3 separate regions of the Homo sapiens genome follow, and all the other regions are linked to region 3. Evidence: chromatin contacts called from ENCODE Hi-C data. All regions are on one chromosome and are shown on one strand. The core of a region is the stretch at or near the end of the contact, and the rest is flanking DNA. Distances in the headings are between cores, read along the strand shown. Region 1 holds the start of WWC2-AS2 (WWC2 antisense RNA 2). Region 2 has its middle 110 kb from the start of DCTD. Region 3 holds the start of TENM3-AS1 (TENM3 antisense RNA 1).

Evidence for each region. A loop is a pair of places that touch in the nucleus more often than their neighbours do. Pooled maps may share reads with other maps.
Region 1: a loop to region 3 is called in a pooled map, with 10 times the contacts of the local background. The contact joins the promoter of WWC2-AS2 here to the promoter of TENM3-AS1 in region 3. A Hi-C loop is called at or near these places in 2 of 37 single-sample maps with no recorded cell type and 5 of 50 pooled maps.
Region 2: a map of MCF 10A shows a loop between it and region 3 (21-fold over the local background). The contact joins the enhancer-like site here to the promoter of TENM3-AS1 in region 3. A Hi-C loop is called at or near these places in 8 of 168 maps with a recorded cell type or tissue (A673, IMR-90, MCF 10A and 5 more), 7 of 37 single-sample maps with no recorded cell type and 11 of 50 pooled maps.

Annotation. Positions count from the first base shown.
Region 1 is chr4:183,095,825-183,100,490 of GRCh38, forward strand. WWC2-AS2 (WWC2 antisense RNA 2) reads right to left here and starts at 3,375. Exons shown (of 1, transcript NR_024008.1): 1 at 1,197-3,375. It overlaps WWC2 (WW and C2 domain containing 2), which reads left to right and starts at 3,433. Exons shown (of 23, transcript NM_024949.6): 1 at 3,433-3,798. The coding sequence starts at 3,668. RefSeq lists enhancers at 552-846, 2,192-2,486 and a silencer at 2,192-2,486.
Region 2 is chr4:182,804,341-182,808,753 of GRCh38, forward strand. No RefSeq gene overlaps it. Among named protein-coding and RNA genes, the nearest start is that of DCTD, 110 kb to the right of the region's middle. RefSeq lists silencers at 2,054-2,143, 2,164-2,213 and enhancers at 3,293-4,231, 4,360-4,413. Within about 2 kb of position 2,470, at least 5 of the 41 ENCODE cell types and tissues checked have a DNase peak (open chromatin) inside an H3K27ac peak, as active enhancers do.
Region 3 is chr4:182,143,265-182,147,818 of GRCh38, forward strand. It overlaps TENM3-AS1 (TENM3 antisense RNA 1), which reads right to left and starts at 1,251. Exons shown (of 5, transcript NR_125905.1): 1 at 1,075-1,251; 2 at 783-876; 3 at 439-580; 4 at 174-281. It also overlaps a transcript of TENM3 not described here. RefSeq lists an enhancer at 1,508-2,496.

The sequences.
Region 1 (4,666 bases), core at 2,125-4,624, 950 kb after region 3:
ACTCCTAGCCTCAAGTGATCTTCTTGCCTCAGCCTCCTGAGCAGCTGGGACTATAGGTGTGCTTGATATATTTTATTTTTATTTTATTTTTTTTAGATGGAGTATTGCTCTGTTGCCCAGGCTGGAGTGCAGTGGCAGGATCTCGGCCCACTGCAACCTCCGCCTCCCAGGTTCAAGCGATTCTCCTGCCTCAGCCTCCCGAGTAGCTGGGATTACAGCTGCCTGCCACCACACCTGACTAATTTTTGTATTTTTTAGCACAGACGGGGTTTTGCCATGTTGGCCGGGCTGGTCTCGAACCCCTGACCTCAGGTGATCCGCCCACCTCAGCCTCCCAAAGTGCTGAGATTACAGGCGTGAACCACCACGCCCGGCCCACCTGATATCTTTTAAATTTGTACATAATAGAATTATCTTTTAAAATAATTTTCACTGTCTACTCCCATTTTTGATATTACCAATTTTCCTGCCACTCAAGATTAGGACATTGACAGTGGGAGCTTTGTTTATGGTGGCTTATCCCCACGGATTTAGCGCTGGAGAGAAAACGTAAAGCTAGGAGAAAAGAACATTTTGAAAGCCACAGAATAGGCTCTTCAGCGGCTAGAACACGGTTCCAGGCTAGGGCAATATGGCGTCCTGTACACCGGATTGCATCATCTTTCTTTGCCAAGGATCATCTGGAGCTCAAATCAAATCTAAATGTGTCCACCTCTAAAATGGGGATAATCTTCATGTTTCTTTTCCTTTTACAGATATAAATGCAATTTCATTGTCTTGACCGTTAGGAATTCTCTGAAGGTCTGTTACTACGTAAATTGTGTGAACTCCGAACAGCAGAGTTCAAACTTGATCAGAACAAAAAAGGCTAGAGAGTGGCAACTCTCCTTTCCGTCATTTTAATGGCTTTTGTATGACCAAATGTTTCCTTGCCAGTCAGTGGGGAAGAAGCAGCGAGCTTGTCTCTTAATTGCTTTAGAGTTCTGTTTGTCTATTTAGCGTTTCTTTTTGAAGTCTGAAGATTTATGGAACAATAAACGTCATTTAATGCTGCGTGCTATTTTGGATTCCTCACTGGTTTTAGAATTTGGGTAAAACTACTTAGCTGAAAGTTTAACAAATTTGAAATTACAAGTATTGTAGAATAGTTCATCTCAGTGACATAAAATTACGGCAGCAGCAAAGTGTGTTACTTTGGTTTTTTTTTTTTAATAGTAAGATGTAGACATTTTAGTATAACAAATGTTTTCAAGTTGTTTGGGAAATAAATAAGCTAGGAAGCAAGGTTTAAATAAGAATGGTTTGGTTTGGTGCTGAATGATGTTGTTAGTACACCGCAATTCAAGTGTTGGCTATGCATTTGGGCCAATTTAGGGAAGTCCAAAACAACGCACATTCGCTCAGTAGTGTGAGAGATTAATTGTAGGCAGGTCCCATCTTTTTTACAGTATTCAAACGTTCAACCTTAAGACCCCACCAGGGCGTCTCATTCCACCGGGAACTAGAGAAGCTTGACTTGTGTGATCACCTCCTGATGAATGGACTGGGGCGGAACACAGATCCGGAGGTGGGGGCTTCTCTTCACCAAGCGCAAAGCCTACCTTCCAGAAGGCTGGCTGCACAAGCGGCCGCCCTAAATGCGGTCAAAGCGGGCAAATTCGCCGTGGGTGCCTTCCTTCCCTACCTCCGGCCCACTCTGGTTGCTCCTTCCCAGGTGCTCCAAGCTCTCCAGAGTTTCTGGTGGTTTAAAGTTTCCGCTTCACGCCCAGACTGCTCTAAGGGCAAACACGACCCCTTTCCTCTTCTAGGACCCCTTCCGTGAAGTCTGTTCCAACCCTGAGCCTCTCCACCTTCGAGATTGGCCGCAGATGCCCCGACGGGATGGCCTGGGGAGCCGAAAGCTGTCCCCAGCCCCGGACAGCTACTGCCCACGCCGCGCAGGCCAGCCTCACACAGTAGCGAATCTCCTTCACGCGACTTCCTCGCAGGCCTGTGAACCCGCAGGGGAGGCGGAGGTCGGTTCAAACCCTGCGAGAGCCCCTGCCCAGCGCGGAGTCCTGCACACGGTGGAAAGTCCTTACGCATTAGCGGGCAGGATTAAACGACTTCACACCACGAGGTGCAAGACTGGGCTTCGGGGCCTTCCTCGGTGTTGCTATTTTAAAAGAAGCTGCTCAGTAACCCAGAAGAAGATGACGGGGGACGGTGGTGTAGACCCGGCTGGAGAGGAGTCCAGGGCCTGGGAGGCGCCCCCTCTGACTGAGGGGCTGGGGACCCTGAAGCTTGGCGTCCAGGCCCCGCCAGCGCTGCACCCGGCATTGTCCCGCCTGGGGCAGGCGTCCGGTCCCTCGGCAGTGCGGGCCAGCACGTACGTAGTAGCTGCTGAATAAATAAATGCCTATGCAACAGGGAACGTCCCGGCCCACCCCGGCCGGGCCAGGGCCTAGGAAGGGCGGGCGTCCGGCGCCGCCGTGGGTCCCTCCGGCGTGGCCGCCCACACCTCCTGGCCACGGCGGGGCTGCGGTGGGGGGACATCCTGGGGCGGGCGGCTGGACGGAAGGGACTAGAGTCGGGGCGCGTCCACGGCCAACCGCCCCGAACCAAGCAGGGGAGGCCAGGGACCAGGAGCTTCCGGGGCCCCGCGGCTGGAGCGCCCGGACGCGAAGGGGCGGCGGGTGACGGGGCGCGGTGCGGGCGGCTACAGGGCCGGACGGGAGTTCCTCCGCTTTCCGCCGCGCGGCTCGCGGTCTCAGCCGAGGTCATCGAGGGCCAGGAGCCCTGGCGGAGGCCCCGCCGTCCCGGACCCACCGACGCACTCCCAGGGCTTGGCGCTTTCCCACCACCCCGGACCGCCCTTGGGGTGCCGGAGGGGCTCGGGGCGCGGCGTGGGGAGCCTTTGTGCCCTCTCCGCTTGTTGAGGTTTTTTCTCCGGAGGAGAGCTCCCCGCCCGCCACCCCTTTCCTCTCGAAAGTTTTGTGGTTTCCCTAGAAGACGAAAGAGGTTGAGAAGGTTGCGGAGACTTTTGCAATCTTCCCCGTCCAGAAACTCTAAAACCTCTCGGCGTTTGGCCCAGGGGAGCTATCTGGGGTCAAGGGGAGGGAGCTGGCCGCACATTCCTTCGCCCGCCTTCCTCCCACCTGGAGCCGCGGCCCCGCGGGGCAGTGCGTCCGAGCTGGTGCGGCGACGCCGGCAGCGGCGGGGTTAAGCTCAGGAATGCGGCGCGAGGAATGCGCATGCAGATGAGGCGGGCGGGCGCATGCTAATCGCATGCAAATGAGGGGCCCGCCGCTGCCGCGGCAGCGCCGCAGCTTCCCGGATCCGAGCCCAGACGGCGGCGGCTCCGGCAGCCTGGGCGCCGCGACCCTCGGCGGCCAGAGGGGGACGGGGCGGAGGAGGAGGAAGAGGCGGAGGCAGCGGCGGCGAGGGGGAGGAGGGTTCGCTCGCCGGCTCCGACGCAGACATGGTGGACTGATCCGCAGCGGGGCCGCGAACAGCGTTTCCTGAGGCACCTCCCGCGCGTGGTTCCGCCGCGCCCCGCGCCCTGCGCCCCTCAGCCCCTCGCCGGCGCCCGCGTCGCGGGTTGGCAGCCTAGCCCGGCAGCCGCGTTCCCGCCGCGTCCCGCGCCCGGTACCTATGGAGGCGCCGCTCGCCGGCGAGGCCGCCGACCATGCCTAGGAGGGCCGGGAGCGGTCAGCTGCCGCTGCCCCGGGGCTGGGAGGAGGCCAGGGACTACGACGGCAAGGTCTTCTACATTGACCACAACACCAGGAGGACCAGCTGGATCGACCCCCGGGACAGGTGGGCGCCGGCCGCGGGGGCGCGGGCCCGTTCGGACACGGCGGCTGTTGTCCCGGAGACCCGGCCGCGCGGGGGGCTGGGGCGGCGCCGGCCCGCGGTGCCCCGAGGGGTCCCGGGAGGGATGTGGGGCTGGCTGCTCCGGCGGGGCCGAGGAGCCGCCCGTACCCGGGCTCCTCCGCCCACCGGCTTCCCGACGCCCCTCCGGGGACCCGGCCCCGAGGCAAGGCTGGAGTCGCTGCCCCGGGCCGACGCCGCGCGCCAGGCTAACGGACCCGAGGGGCCACCTGAGCCCTGTTAGGAACTTCCCTAGGCTTCGAGGTGCCCACGTGGAGGCTGCAGGACACCTTCGGCCTCTGGGCGGCGGGGGTGGGCTAGGGCCTCACTGCCAGTTGGGGAACGAGCCCTCCGGGCCACCTGTGGCATCCCTCAGGCCGTCCTTGGCGCGGGAGCCTGGGCTGCGAGCTCTTGGCGGGGGCGCCCAGACTGGCCGGAGGTCCCGAGCTGGGAAGGGGCTCCCGCCCCCCGCCGGGCCCTGCTAGTGGGTGTGACTGACTTTGCCCCTCAGAGTTTAAAAACGCGCGTTTGGGGGTTTCGCTGTCTGTCGTTAGTCTTCACCTGAAAACTTGAACCGACTCCCAGATCGGGAACAGGCATATTGTGTTTGGAAGGGAGATGTAGTGAAATTAACGTTGGGTATTGAGGCACTCTGATTTGAGCTTAGCCTGGTTTCTTTGTTTTTTGTTTTTTAAATTGGTTCAGGAACTGAAGGTTCACAAATGTTTCTGTGTCCCATATTTTTTTTACCCTTAAAATTTCTTAGAATTATTGTAAGAATAATAGGAGGTATTCCTAATTATAAATTTGTAAA
Region 2 (4,413 bases), core at 1,220-3,719, 660 kb after region 3:
CATCTGGCCGGGGCGGGGTGGGTATCATTTGATCTCCAGCAGAGTGGGGTGAGTCTGCCCCTGGGAAGCCTCGAAGGGCAACATATTAAGATCTCACCCTTCCATAGATACCCAAATTTCCTCCCACTTTCCTTCAAGGAGTGATCTGATTCCAGCATCCCAGTCCACAAAATGCATCCCCATTCCAGAAGCTGGAGGTGGAATGGAATTACAGAAATGAGTTGTCCAAGTTCACAGAAGTGGCTTAAGTTAAGGTGAGCAGAGATTCCCTTTGCTAGTACCCTCCACTACATCACAGCCTCCTCATAACGCTCCCCGGGAAGATACCGCAAATACTCCTTACCGCCCCCCTTCCCATGGGCACTTGATCTTTCCAAAGCTGCCATCATTTACAGCCAGGACTAGCATTTTTCATTCTATAACGATCCGCCGACACTAAACAAAACAGATGCCTTGAGTGCCCCCTCTGCCTGCCAGTATTTCTAGCTCCTCACGCCCTTCTGTGTAGGTAAGCCAAGTTTGACTCTCCATCATTTCCAAAAGAAAGACCATTGGGCTGTTTACCTAGATTTTCCATAAGTTATTCATCTGGCTTTGAACATCCTACTAGACCCATGAAAAAATAAAATAAAAATGAGTTATAACTCATTATCACCCATTTTAACCACAGAGTTAAGCCAGAGTACCAAACAGGTACTGATAAGCCATTTGAATTTTCTACCTTCTCATTTAAGCCACATAATGAATGTCCTCTGTTTGCCAGACTTCTCATTTGCTGTTCACCACCCCTGCAAGCAATGGTCTCTTGATGTTAGTTAATTACTAATAACTTTTAGGTAAATTGAGTAAACCTTTTCATTTATGAACCGACTTAGAATCCTGTCGTGGAGGAATACGGGATTCCTAGAGTCCCGTGGATAGAGAATTTACTATCAACCGATTCTAAGCCTAGAGTAACATCATTATTCAGTTTAGAGTTAATGGGTTCCTCAAAGCAAATTTAATAAATCCTTCTGGGATCTAAGCTCAGGAAAATTAAAATTAGAAGCATAAATTGTCACTTTTAGGGCAAGAGACTGGCTTGGTAACAGTCCCCCTGCTTACAGGGTGAATTGTGAGCTACGCTTAGCCCTGGCCACAGGCATTCATCCTGTATTATGCAGGGAAATCTCGTTCTTCCACCTGTGTGCAGAGATTTCCTGAATTCCAGCCACAGCGGCCATTTCTCTATGGCATAGCTCGCTGCACACAACTGTCAGGATTTACAAGCGGTCCGCTGGGTCAAAATGAATTTTTAAAAATGTTCACAAGTGAACTCTATCAGGGGAGAGTGCGGGGAGCATAAATGCCCAAGGACTTAAAATGACAAATTCTCGGGCGTGACTGAAAGGCTGAAAATGGGGCGCTCAGTGGAGGTCGGTGAGGAGGCTCACCAGGCTCTCTTCAACCTGGAGTTCTTCTGCACCGTGGTTAATGACCGTAGGCTGGAGACTGCCCCATCCCACACCTTCCTCCCACACGAACACTAGGGAAAGTCTAGTCTGCCTGTTCCAGAGAAAATTCTGCAAAAATCGTCCCCAGAACTATCTTTGCATCCACGATGCTCGCTCTCTCTCTCTCTCTCTCTCGCTCTCTCTCGTTGCAATGGGTCAGGTTGAATCTAACCCTCTCTGTCCTTTAAGGCTTGGAAGGAATGCCATAGGGCTCCCTCGGTGGGCCAGGGCGACGTTGATGACTCAGGATCTCAAAAGGACCTAGAGCCAGTCTGTCATCCCCAGTTTCTTAATTTATTGACAAAAGGTAACGAACAAGCAGATTGTAAAATATCTTTATTCAGCTATGACATGATTTCCAAGCTCAAAAAAAAAAAAAAAAAAAAAAAATCAAGCCTGGCGTTTAACTTCAGTCTGGAGCATTGACAGGTGACAGGTCACTGCAGAACACAGAGGTGACCCAAGGCAGAGAACGGGAGGTAGCGAGAGGAAGACGACACCCTTCCCTGAGTCCTCCCTCATCTGGGGCTTCCCTCTGGCCTTCCCCTGGGGTTCCTGGGACTCGGCTTCTGCGGACATGGAAAAGCCGTCCCAACATCCGGCGGCCCCGTGGGCAGGGGTCCTGGGACGCCCCCTCCTGCATCCCCGGGCGGGCCCTGCAGGGGATGGCGGCGATTTCAGGAAGGGCTCCGGCGCCCCCTAGTGACGCGCGGCTGTGGTAGGGAAAGTCCTGCACGCCAAAAGGGCAGTTCCCGGGCCAGAAACCGAGGTGAAACCGAAGAGAAGGCGCCGCCGCTCGCCGCTCGCCACTCTCCACCCCAACCGCGGCGGGGCCGGCTCTCTGACCCTCTCTTCCCCACCTCTGCTCTGCCCTCCGAGTTTCACACTTAAAGCGGAGACTTCTGCTTCAGCACCGCCGCACCGAGGCCTGGGCCCTGCCAAAGTGGCTCGGGTAAGATTTCCCTGCACGTCGAGCAGACACTGTCATGCCGCGTTGCTCTCACTCACAGATCGAAATAAGGCCCTTCCTCCCGGGAATCGTCCGCGGGCTGAGTTCCGCAGCGCCTGAAAACAGTGATTTCTGAACTATCATATTGTTTCCCTTTTACTTTTCATGTTAACAGTCCTGTCGCTGGAAAGAATGTCCCGGAAGAACGGATCACTTAAATTCAGAGTGGCATTTTTATTTCTGAGGGAGCTGGGCTCTCACGGAACGTGCTGGAGTGACAGCCTGGAAGAGCGAAAGCCGCCCCCCCTCCCGCTTCCCCGCAGCTCCCCAGCCGCCTCGGCCTGGCCTCCCTGCAGCGGTGACATCCAGTCTCCCTCCTCTACCCAAGCCTGCGGCAGCCACGAAAGCCACCGCGGCGCAGAAGTGGGGAGGGATTCAACCTTTTGCCCCTGGGTTGTCGCCCAGAGAAGCCAATGGATGCTAATCTCATATAGCAGCCTGTTTGCTGGTGTCCTGCCTTCAGAAACCGGCCGTGAGTGAGCCCGCTGGCATTTTGGGAGGCCAATATATAGGCCCTTTTTCCTACCCGGGTTCTCGCTGAAATGAGTAAGGCCGGAGATGGCTCAGGAAAGCCAAAATATCACCTAGATAAAGGCCGGGTTGGGAAGCAGCAGGCACAGCTGCATGGGAAATCCCAAAGGGCCACTAACGGGACACCAAGATAGATCAGCCAGGCGCTGGCAGCAGTGGCAGGATGACGGGAGAGGCCCTGCTCCCTGAGCTGGAGCCCAGCGTGCCCATGCCCAGTTCGTTCCTCCCCACTCACCAGGAGGGCAAAGCGCTCCCCTGCCCACTGGGAGCCGGGATGACCAGGAGGCCCGGAGTGAGATATCTGTCTCTCTCTCTCTCTCTGTCACACACACACACACACACAGACACACACACACACACACACACACACACACATATATCACCAAGGAGGCTGTGGGCTGTGGCACTAGGAGAAATATTGCACCAGGTCTGGAGCCCCGGGTTTGCGGATGCTGCCCCCACCGCCTGTGGCCTTCAGCCAGGTTGCTTCCCGCCCTGGGCCTCTGCCGAAGCCAGAGGCAGGGGCTCTCCACCGGCAGCAGCGAGCGCCTCGCCTGCTGTGACAACTCTGTCTGGCTCTGGGGCTGCTCGGGAACCCGGTCCTAAACACAAGTTCTTGGGTCGTAAGCACAGGCTGGCAGTCCCAGATCGGGAGGCCCCATGCATCTGCTCCCGACCTGAGTCCCTCGCCCTGGCTCCCACTCCGCCACCCCATGGCGCTGCCTGCGAGAGGCGCCGGAGCCAGGCTCTGGCCTTTTCCGAGGCGGCTGCCTGCCGGTTCCTCTCGCGCCTGTTACACGGCGGACGGCAGGCTCCCGGGCTCTTGTAAATCAAAGGGCAACAGGACTCGCCTCGCCACCACTCAGGCTCTTTCTGCGGCCTCTGCCAATTAGTGCTCCAGTTAATCACACTTAGCAACTCCCTGGAGAAGCAGCGAAGCCGGGAGGAGCCCAGCGTGGGAGACCCCCTCAGGCTGGCTCTGCCGAGACGGAGATGACCACTGGCCTCTGCGCCTTGGTTTCCCCATCTTTACAGTGAACCCAGACCTTGGTCCCCAGCCGCCCCTCCCCACTTCCCGTGCCAAGACGCTGCATGTGTGTGCACACACACACGCATCTGTGTACGCATGTGTGCATGTGTGTGTGCATGTGCGTGTGTGCCTGCAAGTGCGTGTATGTGTGCATTTCTGTGTGTGTGTGCGTGTGCATATGTGTGGGGTGTGTGCACGTGTGTGAGTATATGCATGTGAGTGTGCACACGTGTATGTGTGCCTTTGTGTATGTGTGTGTGCACGCACATGTGGGTGGGTGTGTGCGTGTGGATGTGAGTACGTAATGTGCGCGCACATGTGTGAGTGTATGCATGTGAGTGTGCACGTAT
Region 3 (4,554 bases), core at 1-2,500:
AGACAATTGTTCTGCTGCAGTGCCCACCAGGGGCTGGTAAGGAAGTCTGAGTGTTTACTGCCTCCCTTCCCTGTCCAAAGGTCATTTGCGCTTTTCGGTCTCGGACGAAAGAACACTGTGGAAAGGAAGGCGCGGGTCATTTTCAGAGGCTCTGCAAAGGACGGGCCGCCTACCGGGGGTGGAAATCCTTAATTACACCCTTCTGCCTCGGAATCCGTCTTCCCGGCAGTGTCTTGCACTGCCACCTCCTCGGGTGACTCAGCTGACCTGAAATGCCCACCCTACGGAAGATCAAGAAAAGTAGTTTTCTAAGAAGGTTAGAGGTTTGATTACACAGAGAAGTGTTTCCACTTAAGTCCAAAGCAATTACCCGCCCCCTCCCCCAGGGCCGCCTCCCCGCCACCCGCAGCAGAAAAGGACAGACCCCCACGCACGTACCCCCATTTTGTTGGTGCGTGTGAATTTCAAATGGCGCAGTAAGTTCATTAGTGTTTTCAATCGGCGGCGGGCAGACCCCTCATCAGAGCCGAAAGCCGGCAAGAGCCATTCATCAGCGTGAAGTGTTATTCACGGATGACCCCTAAATCACGGCGAGAGTAGTAAAGGCACTGATTGGTCACAGCATGGGAGCCTCGGTGCTTTCCCGAACCCGACGCGGCCGGGAGGAGGGAAGGAGGGAGGGGCGGCGAACGTGGTTCAGTCCGGCAAATCCCATTTGACAGAAAAAGGCAGTAAACGGGGAATCTCTTTTTTTGAATAAAGAAGAAGAAGAAATAAAGTACCTGTCATCTTGACAAGTGGCGGAGCGGAGGAGTCAAGGATTATAAATGATCACAGCCAGGTCCAGCTCGCCCCGTGATTGGGCTCTCCCGCGATCTGCACCGGGGGAAGCGCATGGTAGGCTCCTCTCCTCTCCTCCTCTCCCTCGCACACTCCCGCACACACACACACACACACACACACGGACACGTGTACGCGCCCGGGCTCGGGCACACTCGGCCCGGCGCGTCCCCCGCCGCACAATTACGGTCCTGGATGCCGCTCCCTGGCCGGGCGTCCCGCGGGCCTCCTCACCTGGCCCTTCTCGCCTTCCTCCTCCCTCGCCTCCCCGGTCCTCCCGCTCGCGGGCTGAACCCCGAAAACTCCGGCCCGGCCTGGTCCGCCGCCTTGGAGGAGGCTGGAGGGGCCGGCGGGCGGGGAGAGGGGGAGCGCGGGGGAGAGAAAGAAAGTGAACTCATTGGCGCGCGGGCGCCCTCCCCTCCCGCGTCCCCGGGCCGCGCGGCCGGGGGCGGGCAGGGAAGGAAGTTGTAACACTCGCGCCCCCTCCCCGCCCCCGCCCCGCCGGCGCCCGCTCCCCGCTCCCTCGGCGGGGCCCCCCTCCCCCGCGCCCGGCTCCTTTGAATTTGGCCCGGCGCGGTGTGCGCGCGGCTCGGGCGGACGCGGCGGCTGCTGCCGGGGAGCGAGCCGGCGGCGCGGGCGAGCCGAGCGCGGTAAGTGCGGCGCCGCCGCCGGCGCGCCCTCCTTCCTTTATGGGGTCCTAGTGCCGGGCCGCGGCGCCGGGAGCTGGCGGGCGCGAGCTGGGACGGCGCGTGGCCCCGGGAGGCGGCGGACGCGGGGACATCTTCTCAGCGCGCGGATTCTCTCCACGGTCCGGCCTCCCCGTCCCCGCCCCGCCCTCGCGCCAGCCACCTCCGGCCGCCGGCTCAGGTGGGAACTTCGCCGGCGCCTCTCGCCCGGGGAGCCAGGCGCCGCGCCCCCGTACTGGGGAGCCCCGGGGTCCCTGAGGAAGGCAGTCCGGAGGCTGGGCGCCCAGTGGGGGCGGGGAGGGGAGCCCGCCAGGTCCTCTTCGGCCCCCGATGTGTGGCGAGGCCCCGCGTCTTCTGCGGGGGCGTCTTAACAGGATCCTGGGGGGCTTCCAGCGAGCGGAAAGCCCCGGGATGTCACCGCTTTCCGGGGCAGGCAGGGGACAGAAGGCTTCTGCAGCGATCAGGGAGCCAAGTTGAAAAGGAGTGAAGGAGGGAGAGTGCGGGGCGAGGGGTAGCGTGGGGAGTGGTGGATCACGGCTGAAACTTGATCGGGAAACTCTGGATGGGGTTGGAAACACACACAAAATATCCTGAGCTGGGCGTTTCAAAAATTACGAATTTATGAGCCTGCAACTGAGATTCTAAGTCCCTCTCGTGTTTTACAACCGATTACAAAGAGCTTCACGTATTTTAGGTTGAGGCGGGTTGTGTCTGATTGATCTTTGCTGAGCATCTTACTATGCAGCTTGGATTCCATTCTTACTGCCTCACCTTTAAGGTAGCTGGAGTGGTAACTTGTTAATTTTTATTGTAGAGAGAGGGTAACAAGTACTTGTACCGTGTAATACATCACACACGTGTGTTTCCCCAAGTCACTGTAATTTGGAGGTAGAGAAAAGTTTCCAGGTACGTGTGAGGAGGTGCAATGGAAATGAAAGGCTGAGAGCTGTCCTAGACTTTTTACAGGGCCCCAGACGGCTGGGATGCCCGAGAACAGGACTGTCTCTTCATCATGCTCTATTTCTTATCTTCTGACAATGTATTTTGTCAAACATTGGTAGACTCTGGCAGAATCCACTGGGTGGTCTTTTCACTAGAAATAGACATATGTTGAGGCATTACCTTTCCCTTCTCTTGTCAAAAGAAAAAAGGTGGATATGGCATCTCTGGAAAGCTTGGAAGAGTATCCCAAAAGATGGTATTGTAACTGAACAGAACTTGGTGATTTGATCCCTTAGTGAATTTCTTTAAAATAATGACGCATATCCCTTTTTCCCCACTGCCTACTTGGAGAAGTATTTGTAGTCTTTATGTATTAATATATTGAGAACAGACTGACTTTAGAATTAAGAGCAACTGTGTAATAATAATTATCTATTTTAATATTTCAATTAAAACAAGATTTTATAAATTCAACAATCTTGCTTTGTGCATTCCTTAATACACTTTTAATTATCTAAAACTTCGAGCATGTATATCTTAATATATAAAATTCTTGTATGAGCCCTGAAAGTTTGGATTTGTAATTCTAAATGCAGAGTAAATATTTAATTCTTGATCTAAGAGTGAGAGGTTAGTTCAGTAATAAGACTTGCTAATCCCACTTTAAAATGTCATGGCATTCACAAATTATTCCTAAATTCTTCAAAGATAGGAGTTTATAATGAGTTTAGTTATTCTATTGTGTATTTCAGGATTGTCTGTATCTCTTCCTGTTGCATTTCCCTTAACAATCTTGTTCTTTTTTTCTTACACGAATTTTATTATTCCTCTTAATCAAAGATTTTTTTCTAATAGTAAACAAATATATCTTATGTTAAATAACTTAGAAAAGAATAGTTAGAAAAAGTAGTTCAAATCAAACACACATTTTACATGCACTGCACAGTTTTTATAAAAAATGTAGTTGTACTAATCACCATGCTAACGTTTATATATTTGGAAAACTCTGTGAACCCCCTGTGCCAATAGCTTTATGTTAGCAACCTATGCACCCTAATGAGGATTACTTGATTATTGGGAATAAAGCAGATAGATTTATGGAATTGTGACTAGTTATTCCTCCAAACGGGATTATTTTGCATGGCTGTGTTTATTTTCTAGAAAGATGTTTTAGGTAAATTATTGAGGCTTTTCTTACTATGATTCTGTAGGCGTGTCATCAGTCTTTTGGTTAGAAAAGGGAACCTGCCTTATTAGGGTGAAGACAAAGAAAGATAAGGATGCTTATCTTTGAATAGAAAAAAGCTCCTAAAGAGAGTGAAAACTTTTAAACTTATTCAGAAAGGAAACCTAGCTAAACAATAATGATCCAGTTAGTAAGTTCAAGCTACTCTTTCTTAGCTTTGCTTCTGGGAGCCAAGAGTAATTATTCTGTTTGTAAAGAGTCAAGCAAAGAAGATAGCAGGAAGAAGCGCGTGGCTATCGTTGTGAGTAGAGTGACCTGTCAGAAATACTGAATCACCGTTAGGCTCGGTGTACAAAAAATGATGTCTTTGCAATAGCTGTTAATGTATGTTTGGAGATGCTGAAGTTTATCCTACCTATAGGGATACTAGGGAATAAGTTCAGAGCATGGTCATTGTCTGATATGAAAGCCCAACAAAGCCAAGTTTATTAGTTTATTAATATTGGTTATTTAAATAAATGCATGTGCCTCCTTTTTATTAAACTTTATTTTACCCTGTAAAAATTTGATTTCTGGATGGTGGTTGAATATCATCCAAGTTTTATATTTATTTGAATCAGTGTGTTCAGCAGCTGTGATGAATTGTCTGCCCTTTTCTGGAAGCTGTGCAACCTGTTAAGCATGTTGAATTACACATTGCTCATCTACCCTGTGTTTCGTTTGATAGTCAGATATCCGTTTGGACTTCGAGGGCATACTTTTTTTTACTTAGGTTGAGAATATGAGCAAAGAATATAATAGTTTGCCACCAAACGTTTACCGTGGTCCATAACCAATTACATATTCCTTTAAATTTCTAGTTGAAGTTAGTGTTGTGTTCATAGTTGCCTTGTAAAGTGG